2 separate regions of the Homo sapiens genome follow, and region 1 is linked to region 2. The links are chromatin loops, found by intact Hi-C in ENCODE. Cell type or tissue: B cell. All regions are shown on one strand. Each heading gives the region's core, and the rest is flanking DNA. Links, peaks and the distances in the headings are about the cores only.

The links. Peaks named below come from ENCODE experiments on the same cell type or tissue, not always from the same donor. Only the 100,000 strongest peaks of a DNase experiment are listed, where the experiment ranks them.
Region 1: a loop joins it to region 2, with 4 times the contacts of the local background. A loop is called at or near these places in 1 of 110 quality-filtered maps.

What each region holds. Positions count from the first base shown.
Region 1 is chr15:69,664,298-69,669,969 of GRCh38, forward strand. The region is part of intron 1 of PCAT29 (prostate cancer associated transcript 29); the gene reads left to right. Among named protein-coding and RNA genes, the nearest start is that of PCAT29, 75 kb to the left of the region's middle. RefSeq lists enhancers at 763-1,378, 1,995-2,609, 2,050-2,099, 2,130-2,179, 4,688-4,767. In B cell, for the core only: no CTCF peak of the experiment used is centred there; DNase peaks (open chromatin) are centred at 2,454, 2,844, 4,304, 4,914 and 1 weaker place; H3K4me3 peaks cover 870 bases; H3K27ac peaks cover 1,760 bases.
Region 2 is chr15:69,878,821-69,884,492 of GRCh38, forward strand. No RefSeq gene overlaps it. Among named protein-coding and RNA genes, the nearest start is that of LINC00593, 46 kb to the left of the region's middle. RefSeq lists an enhancer at 2,527-2,816. In B cell, for the core only: no CTCF peak of the experiment used is centred there; DNase peaks (open chromatin) are centred at 1,941, 2,511 and 3,181; H3K4me3 peaks cover 667 bases; H3K27me3 peaks cover 842 bases.

The DNA.
Region 1 (5,672 bases), core at 1,100-5,099, 210 kb before region 2:
TGACTTCAAAGCCTGGGCTCCTGCCGTGTGACATATCAGTGAGATGCCCATTCCTGGCTGGGCCCTAGGATCCAGAAACATCACATCAGTGACCCTGCCTGCCCACAGGGCACCCTCAGCAGCTTCTCCTCCTCAAGCCCAGGAGTCTATAATCCTGGGCTATTCCCTTTCTGGGGCCACTCCCCAGAAAGGACAGTCAGACCCCCTGGGTGGTCTTTCTGTGGCATCGAGTGGACAGGGGCCTCCCTCTCTGGCTTGGGCAGGCAGGCGTGTGCTACTGTCGTCTCTAGGCAGCCATCGGATGAATAACTGATGGTGATTAGCTAAATCATAACATTGCTCATGCCATGCATAAGTGATGAGCCAACTGGTGCCAGGCCGCGATGAGAGGCAGTGAGCACCCCCACCTCACCCCCCAGCCCGGAGAAGCCACCACCGCGCTGCCTCCCTGTGTTATCTGGCACATCAAGTGCTGCGACAATGAATATAGATTGACCTTATTATAGCAGCCGGCTGCTGGTGCCAGGCGCAGCCAGGCATACTTTGCACAAATTAAAGGTGTCAGCATGTAATTTACGGTTCATGGCAAAAAGGGGTGGTAGGGGTAGGGGAGGCACTGAGGCAGGTAGAAAGGAAGGTGGGCTGGCTGTGGGGCTGGCACCAGGAGCCCAGGCGCTAATGACAGGAGGCGCAGCCGTGGTGTCATTTTCATCCCGGTTTGCTCATTTTTAGCTATTTCTTGCTCAAGGGGGGCAGCCCCCTCTCCTGAGCCCTCCCCAACATGCTCTGTGTGCATGTGTGCGTGTGTGTATTTTTCAGCTAAATTACTGGTTTTACCTGAAGAGCGTAAAGTAGGTGTGCTAATTTACAGCTCGGCAGATAAAGCCGCAGCGTGCAGCGCTGTCTGGGAAGCCTGTGATCCGACATCATTTTACTAACACACCCGAGAGCAGCTTGACACATTGAGTCGGGCCTGTGATTAAAGTTGTAGTCTTCTTTCCCCCTCCCTCTCTCTTCTCCAACACGGAGAACAGATTAAACTCTAAGTAATAGATCTCGGTTTTCTTGCCATCCCACTGATATACACAGTACACAGTTTGACACAAAGAGTAAGTTATACATCACAAACAACAGCCTCTGCTCTTTACCGCCCAGAATTAATTTTCCATTTGCTACGCTTCCCTCCTCTCCAAGCCCATTTTCCTGTCCAGCAGGGCTCTCTCCTCTCTTGAAAAGGCAGGTGAGGAGAAGTGCAGGTCAGGCCTGGAAGAGGTGGCTCGGGACAGAGTTTAACCCTTATGGTTTAAGGATGAGGAAACAGAGACCTGGAGAGAAGCGACTTCCTGATGTCGCCCTTTGTGTCTGTGGCAGTGGTGAGGCTCAAACCTGTCTTCTGGTTGATAAGCCAGGCCCCACCTCCCATGCCCAGACAGCAGAGGCTGCCCGAGGAGCTGCTTGTTTGTTTGCCCTGCTATTCCCAGCAACCTGCCAGCAAACTGTCTCTGCTTCTCTGCTCTGCTCTGTGCCCCAGGAGGGGACCTCTAAGGGCTGCCCATGCCTCTGACCACTGCCTGGGCTTGGCCAGCGGGAGATACCAGAATGAGAAGCAACAGTGGGAGGAGAGAGGGGCTGGGCTATTTCTCCTCTGCTTCTCCCTCTGGGACGTGTGTCTCGGAAGAGCTGCCTCCCTCTGTGACTGCGCTCCTGTGGGGCGGCCCCTCCTCCACGGCCCCCACTCCTGCTGGTCTCTGGCCATGACATCCTGCCCTGCCCTGTAGATGCGGGCTGCGGACAGCTGTCAGCTGTTCTAGTCCAGGAGTCTCCCCATCCCTTTTGGATTTCCTTAACCCTGCCTAACTCAGTCACAAGCCCCTCCATCTGTGTCTCTTCATTTGAGCCACCTGGGGGGAATTCTGTTTCCTGTGGGGACCTCGAATGATACTGGGGTGGACCCATTCTTTATTGAGGACCTACGCTGGCAGCCATCTGCCTAAAGGCACACACTGGGAGGAAGGAGTCCAGACCTCCCAGGGTAGCACACATCCCTCTGGGAGGGTCCACCATTCACCCGGCTTGCTTTCCTGGCCACTGACACCCCTCCCCAGGCCCCACCGCAAGTCTTTGTACACCACCTTAGTGGAGTCTCGTGTGTGGCCCTGTGAGGCAGGGTCTGGCTAGGCCCTCTAAGGGATGTGGAAACGGAGGCCCAGGGAGGCTGGGGCTCTTCCCTAGGGTCACCCAACTTTGCACAGCAGAGTCCAGTTCCAAATGTGGGGCTAGCTGGCTCCAGTGCTGAGCAACTTCCTCTGTGCTGTGTGGGAGGTTCGTCTTGCTCATGTAGCTCACGTAGAACACACACACACACACACACACACACACGTGCACACACAGGCACAAATGACTAAATGCTTTTAAGGAGCTGTAGGAGAGTATGGGCAGGGATGCAAGGCCAGAAGTGAGGAGGGTTAGACGTGGCAGGGAGGGCTGGGTAAATCCAGGAGGGCATTTTGGAGGAGGTCAATAAGTCCTGGAGATGATTGGAAACCGCGTGGAAGCATATAGCCAGGAACTCTCTAACCGCGCCTCGGTAGACTGGTTGCACTGAATCACCAGGTTGGGTGGGGTTTAGGGGTATGCTTTAAAATTAGACTCCCAGGCCTCATCTCTAACATATAGAATCAGAATCTCTGGGGATGCAGTCCAAGAATCTGTTTTGTTTTGCTTTGATATGCAACTAGTCGTGGGAGCCACAAACTCTTCCCACTTCCCCATTTTACGTGCTGGGGAAGTATGTAAAGGAAGTAGAGAGAGGCCTAGGGACTTGCTCAGGGTCTCACAACAACCAATTCCAAAGCCAGGGCTGGCACCCAGGCCCCTTGGTTCCCAGCTCGGTGCTCATCCGACTGCTCATTCACCCTCGGGCTTCTCAGTGGGCAGGGTGGAAACACAGCTTCCTTAGATGATGGTCTCAGCCTCCTCCTCCCCCCGCCCCAGCCACCCTGCAGCCGGTTCTCAAGATGGCAAGTGGGGGGTGGATGAAGGTGGTGGCAAAGCGAGAAAGCGCCTGGAATAACACGACATTTTGAAATGTGAATCACTGGCACTTTCTGTTTTCTCCTGTTCCCCCTCTGCACCCTCCCATTCCCGCCCCCCCCCCCCCCCCGCCGACCAGGCACTCTCTGAGCTGTAGGAACGCTAGGCCTGGACATCCACCCAGCGTGTGGAACCAGCTGGGGAAGCCACCTGCGTGCAAGAGTGGGTGGAGTCTGAGATGAGAGCAGAGACTGGGGCTCTGGGCCTACTGCTGTCCCTTCTTGCTGTGTGACTTTGGGCAAGGCACTGTACCTCTCTGGACCTCAGCACTGGGATGCTCACCATAAGGCTTGTCAATACCCTTGGGCTGCCACATGGTGGGGGTGGGGGCCCTGCAGGACCTAGTCTATCCTGAATCCCTCTTCTGCCCTCCTGTCCTGACATTCCATCGCTCGTGTTCCGGTCTTTTGAACCCTGAGTAACAGGAGCCCAGGACGGTGCTGGTGGGAGGGTGCTGGGAAAGGGGGAAGCTGGGGAGGGGGCAGTTAGGGCTGCCAAGTGGAACAGGGGCCACTCAGCCGCTGAATGAGTGTCTGGACTCCCACCCCCAGACACTTCCTCCACATTCCCTCAACTCAGGAGCTAATGATTCAAAAACAGAGGTCAGCTCCTGGCTCCATGTTGACATGCAGGTACAGGGCAGAGCAAGCCAATGGTACCCTGGACCTCAGGGGGCTTGTGCCCTCTGTGGTGTGAAAGGTCACTGGGCATTTCTTAAGTGCCTCCAGCGCCAGGGCTTCTCCTCAGGCACCAAGGAGTGAGTTGGCTCTGTGTGTGTTTGTGTCCCCATCCCCAGATCAGGCCTGACTCACCCCGTGTCCCCACAGTCCAACACAGTGCTGGGTGCACAGCAGGGGCCCCAGGGACATCCCTGCATGGAATTTGTGCTGCCTGGCCAGGACCTCGTCAGCCTCAGCAGGCAGGAGCCTTGGTCCCAAGAGGATTGCCTTTGGGCAAGGCTTTTTTTCAGGCCCTCAGTGACCACATTTCTAAAATTGTGGTAGTGGCCAGTTTCATAGGCTGAGGAGCTCTTTCTGCTCTCCCTCGCCACAGGGTCCCTCTGCCTCAGCAGGAGAGCAGGCCAGAGTGCAGAGTCTGAGTGTGAGGCAGATGTGCATACGCAGGAACTCAGACAGGGCTGGCACATGGCAGCTGCTCAGTTATCGTCTATGAGGGGAAGAAAGGAGGAGGAGGGAAGAGGCAGAAAGAGGGTGAGGCTGGTGTGTGCAGCCCCATCAGCTGGCTCTGTGCTCATCTGATCCCTCTTGATCCCCCAGCTGGCTCCTGCCCACCCTCCTCTACTTCCTCCTGTGGCCTTTTCCCCTCCTCCTGAGAAGAAGGTGATATTGGAGGAAATGGTGGGGAGGGCACTGGAGAAAGCTCCCTAGGAAGTGGAGCTCTGTTCTAGAGACTAGGGAAATTAGGCCGTAAGTCTCCAGACCTCCCCTTCTGAGGAGCCCTCCATATAGCAGGAGGTGCTCAAAGCTGAGTGTCCCAATCCTGAACTTGGCAAACAACCTAACCCTAACACCCCACTGACGGTGTCCCAGGTGTAGACCCCTGTCTGGCTAGGAGGGACAGTGTTTAGTTTGCCACTGAGTGAGGGTGGTGGTGTGGGGTGGGGCTGTAAGAGAGAAATGCACCCCAGGAAGTGGGAAGCCAAGAGTGGGGAGAGTTCCATGCCCAGGAGCCCAGGGCCCACTTGTGGCTGCTCACGCTCACCATGTTTTGTCACCTGCCACTGGCTCCTAACCACTGATCAAAAATAGTCCTCTGCTTGCCCTTACATGTGACCGGCCTGTGGTCAGAGCACCCTACCCAGGCTGGGGTTGGGCTGCACGAGCATCCTGGCCAGCCCTGCCCCAAATGAGACAGGAAGTGCTCTGAAGTGCCTCTGTAGCTGATGGGGGCCGGGGTGGGGGGACCCTGCCAGCAGCTATCTGGGAGAGTTTGGCTTATGTTTCATAGTGTTTTCAAGGTCAGTTTCTTCCTCCTTGTTACCTGTGCCTCTTGTTTCTCTTAAAGGCCATCTGGAAAGAGGATATGGCCCAGAAGCATTTCTGTTCTCTCTCTGGACCTGAACATGGTTCCCCAAGGGTGTATTGTCTTGGCTGGCATGGTGGGTGGAGAGGGTATGGGGACAGGGTGGGCCCTAGCTTAGAATCCAAGCCACAGGGGCTTTAAACCCAAGAGAAAAAAACGTGGAGAGCTACAACCAGGCATTTTACCAATGAGGAAGCAACTTCTAGGGAGGTGAAGTGACTCACCTAGTGACTTCAAAATAAAAAATTCCCATTTCACAGATGAGGAGACAAAATCATAGAGACAAAACGTGACCTGCCTAGGGTAACACCATAGTGGCAGAACTCTGACTGGACCCAAATCTCTGGGTTCCTCGCTTCCTTCCATCCTGCTGGACAGCTCTGTGTGTGTGATCTGTTGGTAAATTAGTTATGCTTATCTCCATTTACAAATGAGGAAACTGAATCTCAGAACAATGGCGTACTTGGCAAATAATGACACCTTCAGCTCTGCTTGAGATCAGACGCAGCAAGTCCAGTGGAGGCCCAGGTCCCAGC
Region 2 (5,672 bases), core at 1,046-5,045:
CGCAGGGCTTAGGCCTTCCACCAAAGCCTGGTTTTCTGGGGACATTTGGGCTTGCTGTTATGTATCACTGCTCTTCCAAATGTGGTCCTCGTAGTGTTGGCATCACTTGGGATCTCCCTAGAAATGAGGATTCTCAGGCCCCGCTCAGGCCCTCTGAATGGGATTCTGCATTTTAACTCCCTCCGCTTGTCATTCGTGGGCACACACAGGGGTGAGAAGCGTTGGTCTATCCCACACTTGGGGAGCACCTGCCTGGGACACTGGCTTCTCTTTATCACACCCCTCCTTCCTCAGCCCCATCCGCAATGGTTTGCTGGTTTGCTGCCAGCCAGGAAAAGTCCATGTCTCAGGCCAGACTCTCAGAGGCCCAGAGATAATGGCTGAATATTGATGCCTCCCAAATGCATTTTAGCGAAAATGTCTTAAACATGTAAAAGCCTTTAACATCCCAGGGAATAAATTTCTAATAATGACATTTCAGGCCCTTTAACATGCCTTGGCAAAACAATATTTCTAGATAGGAGAAGATGCCTTCCTAACATTGCTTACATTCTGTCATGTAATAATAACTGGAATTTGTACAGCATCTTCCTTTCAAAACATGCATTTGTTACTTCTCATTTAATCCACCTGTCACCTGGGAGGTACGCCAGGCAGCTTTCAGGATCCCTATTTTACAGGTAGGAAACTGGAGCTCAGAGAGGTTAAGGGACCTGCTTGTGGCCACCTAACTGAAGAGAAGCAGAGGCAGGTATGGACCCCCAAATCACCTGCCCCCAATCCCTGTGCTCCTTCTGGGCAGACTCACAACTTCCAGGACAATCCTGCCGGAAGGTACTGTGTACTAAGGGAGGTCTTGTGGTGTTTGCAGTAGAATCCCATCTTAAAAACCCCAGGGCCAGGTGTCCAGTTTAGCCCAACAAACATTGTCCTCCCTCACTGGGCCCTAAACTGGGTGAATGAGACCCAGGCCCTGCCTTTGAGAGCTTGAATATTAGAGCTTCATTTTTTTTATTATTATACTTTAAGCTCTGGGGTACGTGTGCAGAATGTGCAGGTTTGTTACATAGGCCTACATGTGTCATGGTGGTTTGCTGCACCCATCAACCCATCATCTACATTAGGTATTTCTCTTAATGCTATCCCTCCCCTATCCCCTCACCCGCTGGTAGGCCCTGGTGTGTGATATTCCCTTCCCTGTGTCCATGTGCTCTCATTGTTCAACTCCTGGTTATGAGTGAGAACATAAGGTTTTGGTTTTCTGTTCTTGTGTTAGTTTGCTGAGAATGATGTTTTCCAGCTTCATCTATGTCCCTGCAAAGGACATGAACTCATCCTTTTTTATGGCTGCATAGTATTCCATGGTGTATATGTGCCATATTTTCTTTATCCAGTCTATCATTGATGGGCATTTGGGTTGGTTCCAAGTCTTTGCTATTGTGAACAGTGCCACAATAAACATACATGTGCATGTATTTTTATAGTAGAATGATTCATAATCCTTTGGGTATATACCCAGTAATGGGATTGCTGGGTCTAATGGCATTTCTAGTTCTAGATCCTTGAGGAATCACCACACTGTCTTCCACAATGGTTGAACTAATTTACACTCCCATCAACAGTTGATGGAGCAGAGATGTGTTCTTACATCACAGCCTCCCCAAATAATATATGAATGCTTTTTTCCTCTAAGAAAGCAGCTATTTCTCTCCTTTTCAAGATGAAGTAAAAATAGCTCAGCTCCCAGATCCCACCCCCACACCCCCAGCCAACAGCTGTCCCCCAAGATGCCTCTGGCTGGGCTTTGCTTGAATCTGACATAGGCCCCTTGGGCAACGCATTAGCACCTTTTACGTCTCACCTTGGCCTAAGAGTTTTTGGTACAAAGCCAAACTTCAACAAAACTTGAAACCATTTTTTCTTTCTTTCTTTCTTTTTTTTTTTTTTTCCAGCAACACATTTAAATAAGCTTTTCTCAAATTGGATTTAAGGCAGTTTCACTTCCCTCTGCTCTTCTTCAAATCAAAACTTACCTTTCCTGTGTCCCATTTCTTCAGAGTCTTTCAGATGATTTAAAGCTCATCTGTTAAACCACTTTGCATTTAGAAGGATTTCACTAATATTAGAATAATATTTTACTCCTCCCTGAGAAAAATATGCCTTTCTAAACTCATCATTGCCTTAATCCAGCATTCCACAAAGTGTGTGTCTGCAAAGCACTAGGTCTGAAAAGGGCTTTGTGAAAATATTTTTCCGGTCAATGTGGTTGGAAGATCCTGCATACTAAGTCCCCACCTTGGGTCATTAGCATAGTAAGGGCTCTGAGAAGTCCTGCGGGGTATAAAATGCTTTACGTTTGTTTAAATCAGCATTGCCCAAACTTTTTGGGGACAGACCCTCTTAACGCTTTTGCACATCTTGAATCCAGGTGCCACCTAACACACCTTTGGGAAATTTTGTCAACATCCAATGGCTGACTCCCTTTGAGGATTTCAGGTCTGCAAATGGGTGAGGCAGGACTTCCTCTGTCCCTCCAGTCAAATCACCCTGCACCCTGCGTGCTATTCCCCTGGGCCTCTCCTCATAGTCTGTTGCAAAAGCAGCAGAAGGTGTCCAGGCTGTTTTCTGCCTTTGCCTGGCTGTATGACCATACTGCAGTGACTCAGCCTCTCAGAGACTCACCTGTGAAGTGGGAGGGTCCTGCTCCTTCTATCTCACGGGCAACAGGGAGGCTCCGGAAACAGCCTATGTTTCTAGAGCACCTCAGTATTCGTCATCCTAGATTCTACAGGGACCTAAGACCATTGGTTTCTTAAGCAGTGGACAGTAGGGAGCAAGTCCAGCCTTGCTTCAGAGTGGCTACTCCAGCTCACCAAACTCAGGATGACATTTATGTCCTCTCACATTCCTACCAGAGGCCAATCTTGGAGCTATAGCACTACTCGGAATCCCACATTTTGGCAATGATGCCCAAGATCGTGCCTGGTACTTATTGTGGAAGGGGGATGGGGCCAGGTCGTGGGAGAGGGAGGTGGTGCACCCCTCTCTGCCATCACTTCACCAGCGTGCAGTCATCACAGCCTGTCCTTGGCTTCATCCTTCCCCCGAGCCACACCTGTTAGCAATCTGCACTGGCGTGTGCAGTGCCTGTGCACGACAGCCTGGCTGTAGAAATCCCGGGGGAGTTATTTTTGTCGCTTACATACATACCTTGTGTGCAGTCAGACGGGGGTGGTGTTTATGTCTCAGCTCCCTTTTGCAAAAAGAAAAAAAATTACAGTGGAGCTAGAAATGTGTACATTTTGAACAGCCGCCCTCATGCACTGTGTATATAACTCTGCTGCATGAAATTTAAACATAAACTCGAGTTTTCTGAGATTGGATGGAGGAAAATTTGGCCATTGGCATCACGATTATTTTTCTGCACCAACTGCCAAAATCAGGCATTAAAATACAACACTTCCACCCCCAGAAAAAAAAAAAAAGAAAAAAAAACCACATTCACATCTATACAACCTAATTTTCTCTGGGGACAAGGTAGCTGTTGTTGATATGACATGTTTTTGTAGCACAAATGTTGGCTCTTCAGCCCATTTTGCTCTTTTATATACACTCAAATGTGAAACATCTGAGAGAACACACACCATCAGTTCAGAGCATTCTCCCCTAGCCTTGCTGTGAGCTGAGAATCTGTACCAGACTCCAAGACAAACTCTCCAGGAGCTGAGACTGTAAGGTTTGATTAACTGGCACAGAGGGAAAAGGGTGTCAGGCTGCTTTCAGGGTCTAAGGGTGGGTGATCTTGGCATTATTATAGAAGATGGTGGTACAAGTGGGGTGGAGAAAGGGGAGGTAAAGGGGATGTGTCCCTACTATGGCCACTGGAGAAATAAACAAAGCTAAGGCAAAGTCCATTGGGATTCAGAATGATCTTATGTGTGTGCTAAAAAGGGAGATGATGATGGAGACACATGCAGGCTTTGGACACAGATGGACCCGAGTTTGAATTCTGACCTAGGAAAGCTTCTTCCTGAAGAGGCTGCCCACTCCCTGAGCAGTGCAGGCTACTTCCTCCCGGGTGCCTGTTGGAGGTGCTGCACCAGCAGCCCAGACTTGAGTGTGAGTGGTCCCCTATGGTGGTCTTCATGGTTTGTTCCTTGTATGGTCAGCAGCCATTTTGGATTCTTCCTGCCTTCCTAAAAGGCAGCAAAGGCCCTTCCCTCACCAGCAGCCCCGATTTCCACCTCTGATACTCACATCACAATCAGGTCTTCAATGGGAGGGTAAAAAAGTTGAAGACTGTGATTCTCTTAGCTCGCCAACTTTTATAATACATATTTCTAAAGTTTGGAAACTCTCTTAATTCTTTATTTTTTTACTGCTATAACAAAATATCTGAGACTGAGTAATGTATAAGAAACAGAAATTTATTTTCTTACAGTTCCAAAGGCTGAAAGTCCAGGATCAAGCCCTGGCATGTTCAGTTGTCTGATGAGGGCCGCTCTCTGCTTCCAAGATGATGCCTTGTTGCTGTGTCCTCCAAAGGGGACAAATGCTGTGTCCTCACCTCTTCTTGTATGACAGAAGGGAAGAACTCCCTCAGTCAAACCCTTCTATAAGAGCACTAATCCTATTCACAAGGGCCCCACCCTCATGACTTATTCACCTCCATCGCCAGTGTTTTTGTATATTTCCTTTGAGGACTTGGAGAATTTTTTTGTTTTGTTTTGTTTCAGAAATATCCTTCTGCAAGGACAGCAGGGGCTATGCTAGGAGTGATGCAAATGCACCAAAGGGAGAAGCAGAGGAAAAGCCTGGACAAGGATCCAACAGACTTGGAACAGAGAGGAAGGGAGAGCTGAGTCCAGGCTACCTCCTTCCAGTCATCCAATTGCTGGAGGAAGAGAGGTCAAGAGGGAAAGACAGAAAGCTTCTTAGAGTGTCAAAGCAAGAGTCAAGGTTGCAGGTTGTGGAAAAAACGGGTTGGTGGGGTCTTGGGAGGGATTGGGAGGGTGGGGGAGGTAGATGTGAAACAGGGCTCTCAGGAGGTGACGTTCCCTGCCCTGGGTAGGCCTGAACCAGGCAGATGGCTTGGAGTGCGGGACCCTGCTAACCAACAGTCTGAAAACAAATGGCACAGGAAGCCCGCTGCCGGTGAGCCCAGTACCTACTCACCCTGTCCTCTCTCATCTCATCACACGGCACCTCCCTCTCTATCTGCAGCTCATGCTCACTGAGCAACCTAGTCACCCAGGCAGGCCACCTGATGTTTTCCATGCTACCTCTGTGATTGTCCAGAGTGGCATTAACCCACTGAGGAATCTGTCAGGCCTTCAGCACAAGGTTCTTGACTATTGTGTGACCCTGGAAAGAAGACTCACCAAGGCTTGGCAAGGTTTGGTTTGAGGAATATCAAGGATCCCTTCCTGCCAAAGGCCATCATGCCTGTACTGCCACCATTCAAGCACTTTAAGAGGCAGTATGATGCTCTGAGCACTGGGAGGGGAGTCAGGACCCCTGGGTCCTGGTCCAGGATCTGTTCTTCTGAATTAGGACTTGGAGAAGTCATTTCACACTCTGAGTTCACATTTTTCATTTGGTTAATTTAAAAAAAGAAAAGATTGGTTGGAGGCAAAACAGACAAAGCAAAGACTTGCTCCAGGAGTGAAAGG